2 separate regions of the Homo sapiens genome follow, and region 1 is linked to region 2. The links are chromatin loops, found by intact Hi-C in ENCODE. Cell type or tissue: Calu3. All regions are shown on one strand. Each heading gives the region's core, and the rest is flanking DNA. Links, peaks and the distances in the headings are about the cores only. Region 1 has its middle 140 kb from the start of NDUFV2. Region 2 has its middle 180 kb from the start of GACAT2.

Region 1 (9,756 bases), core at 1,088-9,087, 70 kb after region 2:
TTTTATCTTGTCTGAAATTCAACTGATTTGAGATTCATCTTGGTTATTGAGCACCTTTTTTTCAAAACATGCATATTTCCCAGAGGACTCTGAAGCTAATAGCTATTGAATGTGAACCCGTTCAATCAGATACCTTTCCTTTCTAACACCTAACTTTTGGGGATAGGGGTTTTACTGAGGATCAGGTGATGGCAAGGCTACTTGGGGTGCCCGAGTGAAGGGCTTGGGGTACCACTAATAGACTAGGGTCCTAAGGAAATAACATCCAGGGATGGCCAGGAAGCAGCCCTCACCAGATCCCAGATATTCCAACATCTTGATCTTGGGCTTTCCAGGCCACTTTTGGGTTTGCAATTGATGCCTTCTCATTGCATTTTCACAAGTGAAGAGCTGAGAGTGAGCAAGTTCTCATGTCTCTTCTTACAAGGGTGTTAATCTCATTTGTGAGGGCTCCACCTTCATGACCTACTTACCCCCAAATCCTCCTCCTAAGATCATCACGTTGGGGATTAGGATTTCAAGATATGAATTTCCAGAGGACACAAGCATCCAGTTCATAACAGGGCTGGTAAGGGTTACAGTTGGAATTGAGGGTTACTGTTGGAATTGAGGGTTCCATGCTCTTTCCCTAGTGACACCTTCCTTCTGGTCACTGACCTCACCCTCACTCTTGCAGTTGTGGCCTCCAGGTGTCCAGAGCCGACTCAGGACAGGCCTATGAGGACCAGCATTCTCTCTCTGACCTTGTAGTCAAATGGGTCTTGAGAGGCCCAGCTCTGAAATCTCGTTTCTACAGTTGTTACATTTCCTATGGCATCTGAAAGGAAAATAAAATCTCTGGACCCCAAACTCGCTAAGCCAAAGGGAAACATTAAGCTGGGAACTCGGTCAGGCAAACCTGCCTTCCACTTTGTTCCTAAATAGATAGCTACAAGATAAAAGGCTACATTCTTCCCTCACAATTTCCTCACAAGGAAATCTCTTGTGAGCCCCAATATCTTTACCCTAAGACAGTTCTGTTGAATTTCACCCTACAATGTATTAATAAATTAGAAGCTAATCTTCTACAGAAAGAGAACAAAAACCAAGAACTAAAAGCCATCATCCCTCTGTTCAACTGAGAGGAATGCATATCTAACTGCTTCCTCTACTTCCTATGTTTATTTTACCTTATGTAAAAATGGAGATTAACTGAGCACAAGATAAATGCATAATTGACTATTCCTCTCCTCCCTCCTTTCACGTGAAAAAAGTGGCTTCACTGATCAAAAGACTCAAAGGAATGCAACTGTTTGCCTCTTTTATCTACTCTTTCCCTTTCTTTTCCTCCTTCCTCTTTCACCTACTGCCTGCTCTTTTTCCCTTTGAATATTGAAGTACCCAGACCCTCTTTGGGAAAAAATCACGGAGCACAGATGTTTCCTGTGGTTTTCTGTACCTTTTTTTTCTCTCGGGCATGTCTTCAACCTTGGCAAAATAAACCTCTAAAAATGATTGAGACTTGCCTCAGTTATTTTTTTTGGTTTACAGTTAAAAGGCTCACCAAACTCCAAGGAGCTTGCTCACAATGAATCCAGGGAAGAAATTCAACTGCTCATGAAAGCCTGCTCATGTAGTTAATCTCTTAAAGATAGGCAAGGAGTGGTTTTTGTTGTTTGTGTGATCACTCTTCACTGCAGCCTCAACCTCCCAGGCTCAAGTGATCCTCCCACCTCAACCTCCTGAGTAGCTGAGACTGCAGGTGAACACCACCATGCTTGGCTAATTTTTAAATTTTTTGTAGAGAGGGAGTCTTGCTATGTTACCCAGGTTGGTCTCAAACTCCTGGGCTGGAGCAATCCTCCTGTCTCAGCCTCCCAAGGTGCTGGGATTACAGGCATGAGCCTCCACACCTGGCCTGTGAGGAATCTAAAGGTGTTGCTGTAACAGACAGTTCTGGGATACATGACTATAAAACATGTGAGTGTTCTCAACCAACTGTTTGGGGTGAAAAATTTGGAGTCTGACTTAGTGCATATTCAACACCCCCATTTCTGTGCTTGACAAATACTATCTATTTTTCTGCAACAGATTTAGCTTGTTCAAGTCTCCATGTTATCTGCTGAAATTGACTAGGAGTGGGTCATTGCTTCTGCAATGAAATGTCGCCATCCTAGGCTCTGAAATAACACAAAGTATATTATGAGTAGACATCACTTTTTTGGTCACAGTTTGCAGGTAGAACACCTGGATTCCCCTAGGTTTCTTCTAGAACTGGATCTGCCACTGGGTATTAATTGCTGGAGACATCATTTAACCTGTTTGGATTTCTGAAAGATGAATGCAATGAGCTGCAGGATATCTGTTTGCTCAGCACTCTAGGATTCTATGATCTCTAAAGAGTCAGCATAAGAAGACCATTCAGGATAAATGTGAAGTTTTAGACCATTTAAATTCAGAGATACAGTGTCCTGGCCAACTTTCTGCTGCTTGGGTTGACATCTGGCATGCTATTTTCCATTTGGCACCTGTTTGGGTGTGTGATCAAGTATTCTAGACAGAATAATTTCTCAGAGCAGCAGAAAGGCAGTCTTTGGTTTTCCAGTGCCTTGGAAGGCAACAAACACAGGTTCAGGGAGCAAATAAATCATTTAATGTTGTCCTGACCTGTTCTTCAGGAGGACCAGATCATCATGACATGGCCTCCTAAAACATCCTTTCGAGGGCAAAGGAGACAGAAGAAAGTGACCTCCTAGCAACTGCCTGTGCAAAGAAGAGACTCAACAAAAGAAAAGACTTCTCTCATGAAGACCCAAGAGCTTCAGGGTCAGAATGAGGATAAGAATTTGGTACTGCTGACATTTCTACACCTACTCTTCTGTGCTTTTGCCTTGAAATCTTGAGAACTTCCCTGCTCAAAGATAAAACCTCATACACTACATGAAATTTCTTTGTTTTTCGGTAACTCTTTCTCTTTGGTCAGATTCAAGCTGTTTTGAGATACCCAAACTACTGTTTGCTGAAGTCAACTCAATAATTAAAAACAACAACAAGTGATATCAATTATTTGACACTATACAGACAAAACAACCTACTGCATGAATTATAGGCTACTTCTACCACTGCCCAGATGAAATGGGATCAAAGTGGACACTTGCCTACTTCCAAACTTAGGTAAAAATGGAGACAGACAGGGTGACAAACAGGAAAGCATTTTGACCATCCATATATGTGGCTCTGTTTCAACAGTGTTTGCCATATACCACAGGCAGCTACAAGTGATGTTTCTCATTGTAAATATATTCTTCAGATTGCAAAAATATTTTGCTCTTTGGTTGTTTTTATTTGATGGATTCAGTGCCATGTGCCACAGGCAAAGCCCTGTGCTAGAAGATGAAGAGGCACAGATGATTATAAAGCAGAATCCCAGCTCCCAAAGAACAGATGAGGGAGGAACCGAAATATTTAGAGAATATTTGTATGTGTGAAGAACCTCATTACCATACCACTGGTTACAAAGGAAGTCCATGGGAATCCAGTGGGGGCAGGAGCTTGGACTGAGAACGGTGGGCCACCCATAAGCCGAGACACAGCAGGCTGAACACAGCAGGGAGGTGCTGCAGGGAGGGAGGTGAGAGGAGAAGGCACTCTCCCTGAGCACACCCCATCAGTTTTGAAGGTATGCTTACACAACCCTTGTGAAAATCATGATAAAAAGATGTTAACCAGGCTGGGCGTGATGGCTCACACTTGTAATCCTAGCACATTGGGAGGCCAAGGTGGGCAGATAGTTTGAGACCAGGAGTTCAAGACTACCCTGGCCAACATGGACAAACCCCATCTCTACTTAAAATACAAAAATTAGCCGGGCGGGGTGGCACATGCCTGTAATCCCAGCTACTCAGGAGGCTGAGGCACGAGGATAGCTTGAAACTGGGAGGTAGAGGTTGAGTTGAGATTGTGCCACTGCACTCCAGCCTGGGTGACAGAGTGAGACTGTCTCAATCTCAAAAAAAAAAAAAAAGATGTTAACTGAAAGTAAGAAAACAGGAGCATGAGACAAGTGGAGAAAGATCAAGAGTGATGCATTTTTATGTTAATTATCCCATCCCAACTGAAGCGCAGGATCCACCCCCTTCCCTGTCCTCACCTTATTGCAGGCTAGTTCTTCCTAAACACTTCACCTGACCGGGCCTCTCAGGGGAGGGAGGATGGTGCTGAAATATTGAAAGAGATAACGGAGGGCTAGGCCGAGCAATGCCAGCACCGCAGGGAGTACTGAGTAGCTCTTTGTGATTGGAATTTCTGGAGTGCACCGGAGAATAGCAGAAGATAAGGTTGGAAAGGTAAATAGAGATCTGACTTTAGAAAGCTGGACATTTCAGCTTAAGTGCTTTGGACTTTTCTCAGTAGTCAATGGAAAATTTTGATCAGGGAATCAAAAGCACAATCAAAATAGTGCTTTAATAATAGGAACGCCTTGAGTATATTTAAGCATATGTTTACTGATTAGCTACTTGGCAGAAAGCCTTGGGTCAGCAGGAAAGAGACAAATATTCAAAGCTCAAGGGTTAGCAATTAGCATTAAGACCCTTATTGACCGGCTACTCAGCTGGCACTGGTCACCTACTCTTTTGAACTACAATTACCATCTCATGTGCAATGAGGGCTAGGACCAGGTAACAACATTACAGACTCTCTGGGATGGAGTCAGCAGATAATGAATGGCAAATGCTCAGGACACGTTTCTTATTAGAAATGATGACAAGACTAGACATTTTTTTCTTTTTTTGAGACAGAGTCTCGCTCTGTCGCCCAAGCTGGAGTGCAATGGCGTGACCTCGGCTCACTTCAACCTCTGCCTCCCGGGCTCAAGCAATTCTCATGCCTCAGCCCCCCAAGTAGCTGGGATTACAGGTGCACACCACCACACCTTGCTAATTTTTGTATTTTTGGTAGAGACGGGGTTTCGCCATGTTGCCCAGGCTGGTCTTGAACTCCTGGCCTAAAGTGATCCTCTTGCCTCGGCCTCCCAAAGTGCTGGGATTACAGGCGTGAGCCACCATGCCTGGCCTGAGACTAGAAATTATAAAGGAAAGTAAGGGGAACAAAAACCAGATTTGTGAACCCTTGATTTGTACTCAATTTTTAGGGAGTATTTACAGAGCAGGGAGTAGAATTTGTGCATAATTTGCATATGTTTGTGCAGAATTTGTATTTGAGACAGGAACAGTATGTGGGAAAAGTTATTATGTCTGTTTTAACGCCTATTCCAGCATGAACATATTTTAAAACCCATAGAAATACATTTTAAAATCATAAATAACAGCAACAAATAAAGTCTTTTGATAGGTTTATTTCCTTCATTTGCCAGAGTAATTACGGTAATTCCCAAATGACCAATTTGAACAACGAAGCCTCTTGTTAGTAGGGTCAAAGTCTGGATCCGTTAACAGCGGCATTCCTGTCAAAATCTGATCTTTCCTCTAAGTGCCCAAATAGCCTAGGTGTACTAGATACCATTCTTCATGTCTCTAATACGTGCAAACAGACCTGACAACTATTTCAGAACCTAGAAAGGCCAGCCAAAAGTTAGTCATTAACTAAGCAGGATAAATCTTAATCAACTGAATAAATGCAAAGTATGTAACATTTTAAGTAAAACAAACAGGGTAGAGTTAACCAAGAGCCCTTACGGGAGGAAAAAAATCATTATTTCTTCCTTCGGGTGAGGCAAAAACCGTTTCTTTAAACTTGAAATGCAAAGAGCATTCATTTATATATTTCAGGATTAGATTCCGGTCTCAGACTGATATGCATTTCTTAAATGTGTCTTACATTTTCCCTGTTGAGAAAGTGGGTGAATCAGAACTGACTCAGGCCAGACACACCACAGGGAGAACAGGTCAGCACTAGAGTGAGAATGTCTAGTATGCTACCTTTATTCTGTATTACTATGATCCATGTCTATTTTGTGTTAATTATTGCTTGTCCAAAGGGACCACCAGAAAAATCTGTTGATCAAGCAAATCTAAGTATATTAGACCTACAGCAGTAAGGGACAATACTACAGTGTCAGTCTTAGAAGTGTCTCAAAACAGAGAAATTAGGAAAGGGTGTTGGAGGGTGTTATGGCCCAGATTATATGATTTTAAGGCATGTCTTGCAAGGCAAGAAACGAGATTGGGCAAAATTAAGATATAATAGTCTTGAAGAGGTGAACACAAGAGGGTGAGGGTCTTTTGTTTTGGTTTGTTTTGAAACAGAGTCTCACTCTCTCACCTAGGCTGGAATACAATGGTGCCATCATAGCCCACTGCAGCCTCGAACTCCTGGGCTCATGCTATCTTTCTGCCTCTGTCTACTGAGTAGCTAGGATTACAGGTGTGGCACCACAGCCAGCTAATTTTTTAGTTTTTATTTTTGTAGAGATGGGTTCTCACTATGTTGTCCAGGCTGGTCTTGAACTCCTGGCCTCAAATAGTCCTCCCATCCCAGCCTCCCAAAGTGCTGATACTACAGGCGTGAGTCACTGTGCCCCACTGAGATGAGGGTCTTGAAGTGAGCCTTTATGAGCAGGCTGTTCATTTTTGTAAGAAGCTGCTTTAATTGGTTCACAGCGTTATCTTCCAAGAGCAAGAATTTAATGGAGCAGGTAGCAAAGTATTGCTCCCAGCATTGTCTAACGCAGGAGCAGGTCTCACAATCAGACTCCATTCCTCCACCTTCTCTTCTAGCACTGAAAGTCTTTGCTAATACACATCCCTGAAGTCAGGAGGAAAGGAGGCATGGCTCCTCAGGGGGCACTTGCTGCCTTGGTGGGTGCGGGGAATCTGCAAGCATCTGCCAGCTTAGTGGGAACGCTAGGCCTTCCTAGGGAGGAGTGGGCCAGCTCCACAAGCCCATGGGATTGAGCAGGGTGTACAGTCCAGATCTTCAGAGGCATTCTGGTAGCCAGGACCTACACAGCCCTGTCCCATATTTAGGATCCTAGGTTTTCCCCACAGGGGCCCTGACCTTTGCGTAACAGACCTGCCTTGGCCAAGCATTTCAACCTCTCTGGAGCTCCATGATTCTAACAATCAGGTCCTCAGCCTGCCTCTCAGCTGTGTGTCTGTTCTTCCTCTGCAGGAGATGGAGGCCTCTTTGTCAGCTGTCACAGGGCCCTGCATAAACAGACCCTTGTCTCTCCTTCCTCTGTGTGCATCAAAACAGCTTAGTGAGATCCAGCCCACTCTGCCTTTTTTTGTAGGCATTTTTCCACCCGTATTGTTAAAATGCCTGCATCACGGCACACACCACATCGTCCCCTCCCGGAACATTTGCCAGGCCACTACGGTCAAATCGCTAGCCTTAGGCCGGGGACTCGAAATGACCCAGCTCCCAGCCAGGACACAACCTCTCCACCTGCTAGGGTGGGTGGGCCAGTTCCACATCCCAGCTCCGTGCCTGCTTTCTCAACCCATTCCTGTCCCCACTGTGTTATTCTGGGTCCTCCCAGAAGCAGATGCCATGACAGGATTGATTGTGCCAGAGATTCATTAGGGGAAAGGCCTGTGAGAGGCAGTGAGGAGGGAGCTGAGGAGACAGGAAGAGCCATCAGGCTGCAAGGCAAGCCTGGGCCATGAGTGAAGGAGAAGGGAGGGAGGAAGTTTAGACGGAAGCTCCAGGCTGCTCTGCAGTGCTCAGGAGCTCAACAAGGCTGTTGCCCAATCCTTGAGCCAAGGTTGCCCATCAGACTGCAAGGGAAGGCTGCCTTAGTGTCCTGCAGCCCTCCGTCCAGGAAGCAGGGTCTTGGCGCGAATGCAGCAATGCATCTCAGGGCGCAGCATCTGGGCTACCGGCTCAGTCACACTCCCTGCAGTTGGAGATCTGAGAGACACCTTCCCATAGCTGCCACACGCACACACAAACACTCACACACCCAATACACCACACACAGGAATGTACAGACACCAAACCCACATACAGCACACACACATCACATACACATACCCTTCACAGAGACAGACACACAAATATCAGACACATACCCCACACCAGACCACACACAGACACCACACATACCACACAAACAGACACCACACACACACCACACACACACACCACACACACACACCACACACCACACACACACACCATACACACACCACACACACACACCACACACCACACACACACACCATACACATACCACACACAAAGACATTGCACACATGCCCCGTCCCCACCCACACACACAGGAATTGCACACATGTCCACCACACACACACACACTGCACACACACCACACACACGCACACACATGCACGCACACACACGCACACGCACACACTCACACACACACACAGACTCACAATGGATAGATGAATACATAAGAAAGGTTTTTAAAAATTTCTTACTGTCATTTAAATATCATTTTTACCCAAGTAAAAAGCATCAGGCTTAAACTTTAATGACAATGTACTCTACAGTTGCTAAATTGTGTTTAAATATAAGTAAATCCCCTACTTTCCTATATAATTTGGAAATAAAAGGTGCAGGTTATTAATTTAAAATATTAAGATTTTCTTAGCTTCATGTTCAAAACTTTCCATGACCTAGTCCCAAACCACCTTGTTGGTTTTCTCATGATGTTGACCAGTGAATCCTACACTGGCCACACCATCTTTCTTGTGGTTACTGGCAGTGCTATTCACTTTTATGACTCTTTCCCTTTGCTTTGCTATTTCTTCTATGTGGAGTTCCTTTTTCCCTTATTCTCCACAAATCAACATCCTGCTCATTACTCAAAATCTGCTTCTGTGATTCCTGAGTTGGGATGAGCCTGGGAGACAGAGCAAGACTCCATTTCAAAAAAAAAAAGAAGAAGAAGAAGAAGAATTGAAAGCAGGAGCCTGGAATGGTGGCATGCACCTGTAGTCCCCGCTACTTGGGAGGCTGAGGCGGGAGGGTCATTTGAGCCCAGGAGTTCAAGGCTACAGTGAGCTATGATCCTACCACTGCACTCCAGCCTGGGCAACAGAGTGAGACCCTATCTCAAAAATAGTAATAAATAAATAAGTAATTTTTAAAAAAAGAAAGAGAGCAAAAACTCAAACAGATACTTGCAAACCAATGTTCATAGCAGCATTATTCACAATAATCAAAAGGTAGGAACAACCCAAATGCCCATTGATAGATACATGGATAAACAAAATGTGATTTAGCCATGCAACAGAATATTGTTCAGCCTCAGGAAGGAATGAAATTGTGACACATGCTATGACATAGATGAACTTTGAAGACTTTATATTAAATGAATTAAGCCAGACACCAAAGGACAACTATTATTTGATTTCACTTACAGGAGGTCCATCAAGTAGTCAGATACATAGAGACAGCCAGTAGAATGGTGGTTACCAGTGGGTAGCGGGAGAAAGGAATAGGAACTATTGTTTAATGAGCACAAAGTTTCAGTTTGGGATGATGAAGAAATTCTAGAAATGGCTAGTGGTGATGGTCACATGACAACGTAAATGTTCTTAATGCCGTTGAACTGTGCACTTAAAAATGGTCAAAATGGTAAATTTTATGTTATATATGTTTTATCGCCATAAAGAGTATTTTAAAAATTAGGATCCCAACTTCCTGTTAATGAACATGATTGATATTCCAGCTCCCTCTGGCACCATCATCAATTGCAGGCCTGTTTTCAGACCCAATCATAGAACTGCATGCAGCACTCAGGGGCTACACCTAGTACATGAGTGTGGGTTGCTAGGCAGGGGATTGCCC
Region 2 (9,756 bases), core at 1,272-9,271:
AATATTGATTCTTCCTATCTGTGAGCATGGAATGTTCTTCCATTTGTTTGTGCCCTCTTTTATTTTGTTGAGCAGTAGTTTGTTGTTCTCCTTGAAGAGGTCCTTCACATCCCTTGTAAGTTGGATTCCTAGGTATTTTATTCTCTTTGAAGCAATTGTGAATGGGACTTCACTCATGATTTGACTCTCTGTTTGTCTGTTATTGGTGTACAGGAATGCTTGTGATTTTTGCACATTGATTTTGTATCCTGAGACTTTGCTGAAGTTGCTTATCAGCTTAAGGAGATCTTGGACTGAGATGATGGGGTTTTCTAAATATACAATCATGTCATCTGCAAACAGGGACAATTTGACTTTCTCTTTTCCTAATTGAATACCCTTTCTTTCTTTCTCTTGCCTGATTGCCCTGGCCAGAACTTCCAACACTATGTCGAATAGGAGTGGTGAGAGAGGGCATCCCTGTCTTGTGCCAGTTTTCAAAGGGAGCACTTCCAGTTTTTGCCCATTCAGTATGATATTGGCTGTGGGTTTGTCATAAATAGCTCTCATTATTTTGAGATAAGTCCCATGAATACCTAGTTTATTGAGAGTTTTTAGCCTGAAGAGCTGTTGAAATTTGTCAAAAGCCTTTTCTGCATCTATTGAGATAATCATGTGGTTTTTGTCTTTGGTTCTGTTTATATGATGGATTACGTTTATTGATTTGTGTATGTTGAACCAGCCTTGCATCCCAGGGATGAAGCCAACTTGATCATGGTGGATAAGCTTTATGATGTGCTGCTGGATTCAGTTTGCCAGTATTTTATTGAGGATTTTTGTATCGATGTTCGTCAGGGATATTGGTCTAAAATTCTCTTTTTTTGTTGTGTCTCTGCCAGGCTTTGGTATCAGGATGACGTTGACCTCATAAAAAGAATTAGGGAGGATTCCCTCTTTTCCTGTTGATTGAAATAGTTTCAGAAGGAATGGTACCAGCTCCTCCTTGTATCTCTGGTAGAATTCAGCTTTGAATCCGCCTGGTCTTGGACTTTTTTTGGTTGATAGGCTATTAATTATTGCCTCAATTTTAGAACCTTTTATTGGTCTATTCAGGGATTCAACTTCTTCCTGGTTTAGTCTTGGGAGGGTGTATGTGTCAAGGAATTTATCCATTTCTTCTAGATTTTCTAGTTTATTTGCGTATAGGTGTTTATAGCATTCTCTGATGGTAGTTAGTATTTCTGTGAGATCGGTGGTGATATCCCCTTTATCATTTTTTATTGCATCTATTTGATTCTTCTCTCTTTTCTTCTTTATTAGGCCATTAGCAAGCTAGAGGCCTATCAATTTTGTTGATCTTTTCAAAAAACCAGCTCCTGGATTCATTGATTTTTTGAAGGTTTTTTGTGTCTCTATTTCCTTCAGTTCTGCTCTGATCTTAGTTATTTCTTGCCTTCTGCTAGCTTTTGAATGTGTTTGCTCTTGCTTCTCTAGTTCTTTTAATTGTGATGTTAGGGTGTCAATTTTAGATCTTTCATACTTTCTCTTGTGGGCATTCAGTACTATAAATTTCCATCTACACACTGCTTTAAATGTGCCCCAGAGATTCTGGTATGTTGTGTCTTTGTTCTCATTGGTTTCAAAGAACATCTTTTTTCCTGCCTTCATTTCGTTATGTACCCAGTAGTCATTCAGGAGCAGGTTGTTCAGTTTCCATGTAGTTGAGTGGTTTTGATTGAGTTTCTTAATCCTGAGTTCTAGTTTGATTGCACTGTGGTCTGAGAGGCAGTTTGTTATAACTTCCGTTCTTTTACATTTGCTGAGGAGTGCTTTACTTCCAACTATGTGGTCAATTTTAGAATAAGTGTGATGTGGTGTTGAGAAGAATGTATATTCTGTTGATTTGGGGTGGAGAGTTCTGTAGATGTCTATTAGGTCCACTTGGTGCAGAGCTGAGTTCAATTCCTGGATATCCTTGTTAACTTTCTGTCTCGTTGATCTGTGTAATGTTGACAGTGGGGTGTTAAAGTCTCCCATTATTATTGTGTGAGAGTCTAAGTCACTTTGTCAGTCTCTAAGGACTTGCTTTATGAATCTGGGTGCTCCTGTATTGGGTGCATATATATTTAGGATAGTTAGCTCTTCTTGTTGAATTGATCCCTTTATCATTATGTAATGGCCTTCTTTGTCTCTTTTGATTTTTGTTGGTTTAAAGTCTGTTTTATCAGAGACTAGAATTGCAACCCCTGCCTTTGTTTTCCATTTGGTTGGTAGATCTTCCTCCATCCCTTTATTTTGAGCCTATACGTGTCTCTGCATGTGAGATGGGTCTCCTGAATACAGCACACTGATGGGTCTTGACTCGTTATCCAATTTGCCAGTCTGTGTCTTTTAATTGGAGAATTTAGCCCATTTACATTTAAGGTTAATATTGTTATGTGTGAATTTGATCCTGTCATTATGATGTTAGCTGGTTATTTTGCTTGTTAGTTGCTGCAGTTTCTTCCTAGCATTGATGGTCTTTACAATTTGGCATGTTTTTGCAGTGGCTGGTACCAGTTGTTCCTTTCCATGTTTAGTGATTCCTTCAGGAGCTCTTGTAAGGCAGGCCTAGTGGTGACAAAATCTCTCAGCATTTGTTTGTCTGTAAAGCATTTTATTTCTCCTTCACTTATGAAGCTTAGTTTGGCTGGATATGAAATTCTGGGTTGAAAATTCTTTTCTTTAAGAATGTTGAATATTGGCCCCCACTCTCTTCTGACTCATAGAGTTTCTGCTGAGAGATTCCCTGTTAGTCTGATGGGCTTCCCTTTGTGGGTAACCCGACCTTTCTCTCTGGCTGCCCTTAACATTTTTTCCTTCATTTCAACTTTGGTGAATCTGACAATTATGTGTCTTGGAGTTGCTCTTCTCGAGGAGTATCTTTGTGGCGTTCTCTGTATTTCCTAAATTTGAATGTTGGCCTGCCTTGCTAGGTTGGGGAAGTTCTCCTGGATAATATCCTGAAGAGTGTTTTCCAACTTGGTTCCATTCTCCCTGTCACTTTCAAGTACACCAATCAGACGTAGATTTGGTCTTTTCACATAGTCTCATAATTCTTGGAGGCTTTGTTCATTTCCTTTTACTCTTTTTTCTCTAAACGTCTCTTCTTGCTTCATTTCATTCATTTGATCTTCAATCACTGATACCCTTTCTTCCACTTGATCAAACCGGCTACTGAAGCTTTTGCATGTGTCACGTAGTTCTCGTGCCATGGTTTTCAGCTCCATCAGGTCATTTAAGGACTTCTCTGCGTTGGTTATTCTAGTTAGCCATTCATCTAATCTTTTTTCAATGTTTTTAGCTTCTTTGCAATGGGTTTGAACATCCTCTTTTAGCTTGGAGAAGTTTATTATTACTGATCGTCTGAAGCCTTCTTCTCTCTACCCGTCAAAGTCTTCCTCCATCCAGCTTTGTTCCATTGCTGGCGAGGAGCTGCGTTCCTTTGGAGGAGAAGAGGTGCTCTGATTTTTAGAATTTTCAGCTTTTCTGCTCTGGTTTCTACCCATCTTTGTGATTTTATCTACCTTTGGTCTTTGATGGTGGTGACGTACAGATGGGATTTTGGTGTGGATGTCCTTTCTGTTTGTTAGTTTTCCTTCTAACAGTCAGGACCCTCAGCTGCAGGTCCGTTGGAGTTTACTGGAGGTCCACTCCAGACCCTGTTTGCCTGGGTATCACCAGCGGAGGCAGCAGAACAGTAAATTTTGCAGAACAGCAGATGTTGCCTGATCATTCCTCTGGAAGCTTCATCTCAGAGGTGCACCCGGCTGTATGAGGTGTCAGTCAGCCCCTGCTGGGAGGTGTCTCCCAGTTAGGCTACTCAGGGGTCAGGGACCCACTTGAGGAGGCAGTCTGTCCGTTCTCAGATCTCAAACTCCAAGCAGGGAGAACCACTACTCTCTTCAAAGCTGTCAGATCAGGACATTTTTTTGCTGATGCGTAACTTCTAAAACTCCCCAAGTTAGGCAGTGCAGCTGAGCCAGGATCTGACATTCATGCTCTGTTCTCAGGCAAGCTTACAAAGCTACATTTTTACCAGTGAGAGCCACAAATATGTGGTCTATTCCACAAATGTTCTTTGCCCAGTCTGAAGGAAAAGACTAGTATGAAGATGATAGTTCCTCCCAGGGTTGATGATCAAAGAACCAGATTCTGTCTACACTGGATCTGGTTGCACTGGCTGACTTGAACTCATCTTGTTCAAGAACAGAGTGAGGCCCAGTTAATGCTGCTGGGAGAAACTGAGTAGTTTGTCTCCAGGTCAAGATGTACAGGAGGTGGTCATTGAGGAAAACAAGTGCCCAACTCATCCAAAAGCTGACCATTGAGAAGACCAAACACCTAAACTGCTTCTGTGGAATTTGAGGATTTGGCCAGGCTATTTCCAATGCAGTGAAAAATTTCCATTTGATTCTGAATAACTGCTTGTAAAACACAAATAAATGCAGCACAGTTTTATAAGTTTTCTTCAATTCTGGCAATAAAGTAAGTGAATTCATTGGAACAATCCCTATGCTAACCTGCTAACCAGCTGACAAACCAGATCAATAGGATACTGTCTACTCCTCTGACAGCTACATTTGTGTCTTACCACCTCTAATTGGTATTTGATTTTAAATCTATTTCCAAAAAAAGTTTTTTAGAAGTTTAAGAAATTTACTATTAATATTAATTTGAAATAATAAATTATAAAATTATAATAATGTGGTATAAACATTTAAAAATGCAATTGAACACATTATAAAGTTGAGAAATAGATCCATATACATACGGAAATTTAGTATAGGCTAAGGTTAGCATTTCAATCAGTAGAAGAAAAATAGTTTATTCAACAAATGGTTAGGGGACAATTATCAAGAAAACAATTTGCAGCCCGGGCAACATAGGGAGACCCCATCTCTACAAAAAAAATTTTTTTTAATTAGCCAGGCATGGTGGCACATGCCTATAGTTCCAGCTACTCAGGAGGCAGAGATGGGAGGATTGCTCGAGCCCAGGAGCTCAATGCTACAGTCAACTATGATAACACCACTGTATTCCAGCCTGTGCAACAGAGCAAGACCCTGTCTCAAAAAAAAAAAGAAAGAAAGAAAGAAAGAAAAAAAGAAAACGATTTGAATCTATAATCACACTTTTATGTTGGAAAAAAATTGAATCATTCAGGTACTAGAGGAAATCATGGGGTAATTTGTTTTTATAATAATCTTAGAAAAGGAAGTGCTTTCTATGTATGAAACAAAATCCAGAATCTGTATCCTGAGTAATAAAGAATTTATTGGGCTTTGTCCCTGGTTCCTGGTTCCTGTGAGTTAATCTCTAACTTCTTGGAATTTCCTGGGTGATAGGAATGTCTTTGTTATTCATGGTATGCCCTCATAGTTTATTCTAATAAGGTGACTCATAGGAGGCTCTTCGACAGTTTCTAAGAGATGACTCGAGACAGAGGCTGGCCACTGAGAGAGAGACCAATTATGTCATTAGAGGGTTGGAATTTGAGCCAAGTGATATCAGCCTGATCTCCAGGGAGGGAAGAGGGGTGACTGGAGACTGAGTTCAGAGGGTGACTAGTGTTTCAATCAATCATGCACACATAATGAAACCCAAAAAAACTCTGAACTTGAAGCTCAAGTGTGTATCCTAGTTGACAGTACTCTGCATATTGTACACACCGATGTGCTCGGAGGATGATGCATCCCATCTCTGCAGGGAGAGGACACCAGAAACTTCCCATCTAGGACCCTCCCAGACCTCTACCTATCTGTCTCTTCTTTTGATTGGTTCTTATTCGTAATCTTTTTGTGATAATAAAACTGTAATTTTTTAAATCATATAGCTCTTCCCTGAATTCTGTTAGTCATTCTAGTGAATTATCAAACTTGAGAGGATCGTGGGAACCCCGAACTTGTAACCAGTTGGTCAGGAGTGAAGGTGGCCTGGGGACCCCTGAACTTGCAGCTGATGCCTGAAGTGAGCCTCATTTCAGACATCAGCTGCAAGCAAGTTCAGGGGTCCCGAGGTCCCCAGGAAGTTTATCCTCACTCTGGGTGCTTATTGTCAGAGGCCATTGCACTGTTTTAAAAAGGACTGATAAAGTTGATAATATTAAACTCAAAATTTTCTACACAGCCTCCTCAGAAGTAATGTAAAAAGACCAGTACAAACTGGGGGAAATGTTTGCAACTCATATCACTGAAAATGACTAATTTTTCTAACAAATAAAGAACATCAGTACTTTGGGAGGCCAAGGCAGGAGGATCACTTGAGCCGAGGAGTTCAAAACTAACGTGGGCAACATTGTGAGACCTCATCCCTACAAAGAATTGTTTTAAAATTGGCCAGGCATAATGGCGTGCACCTGTAGTTCTAGCTACTCAGGAGGCTGAGATGGGAGGATTGCTTGAGCCAGGGAGGTCAAGGCTGCAGTGAGCTATGATCACCTCACTGCACTCCAGGCTGGGTGACAGAGCAAGACCCTGTTTCAAAATAAAAATAAAAGAAAAAAAAAAAAGAACATCTACAATACAAAAAGATGAAAAGCCCAGTGGAAAAAGAAGCTTAATCAAAAAATGAGATATAAATGTCTTTTAAACTTACAAAAAGATGTTCAACATCACCACAATGAGAAAACTGCAAAATGATACTTCCTGACATGCAAAATTTTTACCAGATTAGTAAAAATCAAAAAGTTCAATAACAAACTGTGTGTGGAAGATGTAGGAAGTAGGCACTCTCATTCTTTCTGGTGTAAGTATAAGTCTGTATGTCCTCCAGGAAGGGCAATTTGGCAATAACTATCAAAATATTACTGCAAGCCAGATGCAGTGGTTCATGCCTGCAATCCCAGCACTTTGGGAGGCGGAGGTGGGCGGATCACCAGAGTCAGGAGTTCGAGACCAACCTGTCTAACATAATGAAACCTCGTCTCTACTAAAAATACAAAAATATATATATATATATATGACCAAGCGTGGTTGCGGGCGCCTGTAATCCCAGCTGCTTGGGAGGCTGAGGCAGGAGAATCGCTTGAACCTGGTAGGCAGAGGTTGCTGTGAGCTGAGATTGCACCACTGCACTCCAGCCAGGGCAACAGAATGAGATTCTGTCTCAAAAAATAAAAAATTAAAAAAAATTTTTTTAAACCCAAAATATTACTGCAGATGTCCTTATACGCAGTGGTGTTAGTTTTAGAAACTGATTCTACGGGTATGCTTGCTCGTGTGTAAAATTATTCATATACAAATTATTTATGACAGTATTGTTTCTAGTAGTAAAATATCGGAAATATTCTAAATGTTCATCAGTAGGAGAATGGTCAAATAGTTATGCTACAACCATATAATAAAAATAATTCATATATCCATAACAATAAATGAAGAGGGAAGCTTTTATGTACTTCGTGAAAAATATAGTAAGTGAAAAAGAGGGGTCCAGCAAAGTGGGCATTGTATGCTACTAGTTTGTAAAAATTAAAAATTAAAAAAAAATAGCAGAGGCATATTAGTCTGCTAGGGCTGCCATAACAAATATTACAGACTGGGTGGCTTAAACAACAGAAATTTTCTCTCAACTCTGAAAGCTAGAAATCCAAGATCAGGGTGTCAGCAAGTTTGGTTTTTCCTGGAGCCCCTTGTCTTGGCTTGCAGACGGCCATCTTCTCTTTGTATCTTCATGTGGTTTTCCCTCTGCATGTGTTTGTCTTCATCTCCTCCTCTTATAAGGACACCATATTGGCCTAGGGCCCACCCAAATGACTTCACTTTACCTTAAGTATCTCTTTAAAGGCCCTATCTCCAAATGCAGGACATACTGGGGATTACGGCTTCAGCATAAGAATTTGGGGAATACAAATTCAGTCCATAACAGGGGGCAATAAGGAAGATAGATATACAGATCTATGTCTATATATGCACAAAATATCTCAGATATACACAAGAAACCATTAACATCATTTGACTTCAAGGTGGGGCCCTGTGTGGCTGGAGGAGAGGAGGGAAGGGGGACGTTTCATTATATGCCTTTTTGAAGTGTCTGAATTTTGGATCATTGTTTATATTTTAAAATATACAAATTTAAAAGTGTTTAAATGAAGAGGTTGGATTGGAGTCCAGGACTTCAGACCATATATGGCATCTAGTAGGAAGACTCTTTATGTGCTGATGAAATAACAAGTCCTCACACTCTTCCAGGATAATAATTGCCTGCCTGGCACTTATGTAATGGAGATAAAGCTACTGGAAGCCAATACTATCACAAGATGAATGCTTGCTATTTTAAAAATAAGCACCTGAGCATTTATCTACTTTCACAATCCAATTTTCTGTGACAGCAGCATTTTTCCATCATTAACTTCAATGTGTAGGATAATGCATTTGTAGCTGACAACTATTTTACAAATAGTAAAGAATGTAGCATAATAATGTATGTTCACTCGGGCTAAGACATGAGTAACTGAACATTTTTATAAGTTAGCTATAGCTGAAATAATATGTCCTTTATTGCCACAAGAAGGGGGAATAATAGCTGTGCCTTAATAATCTCAGTGTTAAGAATAAATTTCCCAACACCTCTTAGAAAGGTGAAAGAAGTATAGACAACAGGACTAGAAATACTACATATTTTGAGGAATAGTAATAATAGCTAGTGGTGCAGTTGTTTTGTGCTATATATTTTCAAAGTGCTTTTCACTTGCTCATTTATTCCAACTATTATTTTAAGATAAATTTTAACTCATATTTTATAGATGAAAAAAAATGTGGGGCAGTATAGCAGAAAAATGGTCAGCATTGATTCTGTGTTCATGGAATTCAAAGACTGCGTGGTATGTGTTATATCTAGAGATATTGCCAATTGAGAGAAATTGGATCATTCTTAAATTGGCTGATGGGTCCTCCTAAGTAGCAAGAAAATGTGATTCAGGGTTCAAACCTGAAGTTAAAAAACATGCAAGAGAGGACAAGAACTCCTACACAGTACATGTTTATTTATTTTTTGAGTAATAATTGCAGTGTATTGAGAGTTTTTATCTCACTTTATCTTTACCATGGGAAATACACAGCAAAATTCTCACTTTTACAAATTCTCAAAGAAGCATGATATTAATAATACAATGTATTTAATAATATGAAGACTGTGTTACTTTCTGCCTATGCTATTGAATACTTCAATACATATCTGCAGATGACCCTAAAAACCCACAAAGCCCAAAACTGAAGTCTGTGATAGAATTCCAGTGACAGATAGTAACTGAACATGAAAGCGTTCTTCTTTCCACTCCAAAATTAGCAATTCAGCCATCATCTTGTAGAGCTGAATGGGACAGCCACTCTCCAAGGTTCTGAGGACCTGACAGGGTCCCGGTCTACCCTCCTCATCACAGTATAACGAATGTATTTGCAGACTGAGAACATTCACTCCCTGATATGGTTTGGATTTGTCTCCCCACCCAAATCTCATGTTGAAATGTAATCCCCAGTGTTGGAGGAGGGGCCTGGTGGGAGGTGACTGGATCATGGAGGTACATTTCCCCCTTGCTGGTCTTGTAATAGCAAGTAAGTTCTCAGAAGATCTGGTTGTTTAAAATTGTATAGCACCTCCCCCCTTTTCTCTCTTCCTCCTCCAGCCATGTAAGATGCACCTACTTCACCTTTGCCTTCCGCCATGATTGTAAGTTTCCTGAGGCCTCTCCAGCCATGCTTCCTATGCAGCCTGCAGAACCATGAGCCAATTAAACCTTTC

Evidence for each region. Peaks named below come from ENCODE experiments on the same cell type or tissue, not always from the same donor. Only the 100,000 strongest peaks of a DNase experiment are listed, where the experiment ranks them.
Region 1: it touches region 2 in a loop (4-fold over the local background); 5 of 110 quality-filtered maps call a loop at or near these places.

The regions. Positions count from the first base shown.
Region 1 is chr18:8,955,458-8,965,213 of GRCh38, forward strand. No RefSeq gene overlaps it. Among named protein-coding and RNA genes, the nearest start is that of NDUFV2, 140 kb to the right of the region's middle. In Calu3, for the core only: no CTCF peak of the experiment used is centred there; DNase peaks (open chromatin) are centred at 4,214, 5,484 and 5,864.
Region 2 is chr18:8,885,673-8,895,428 of GRCh38, forward strand. No RefSeq gene overlaps it. Among named protein-coding and RNA genes, the nearest start is that of GACAT2, 180 kb to the left of the region's middle. In Calu3, for the core only: no CTCF peak of the experiment used is centred there; a DNase peak (open chromatin) is centred at 5,509.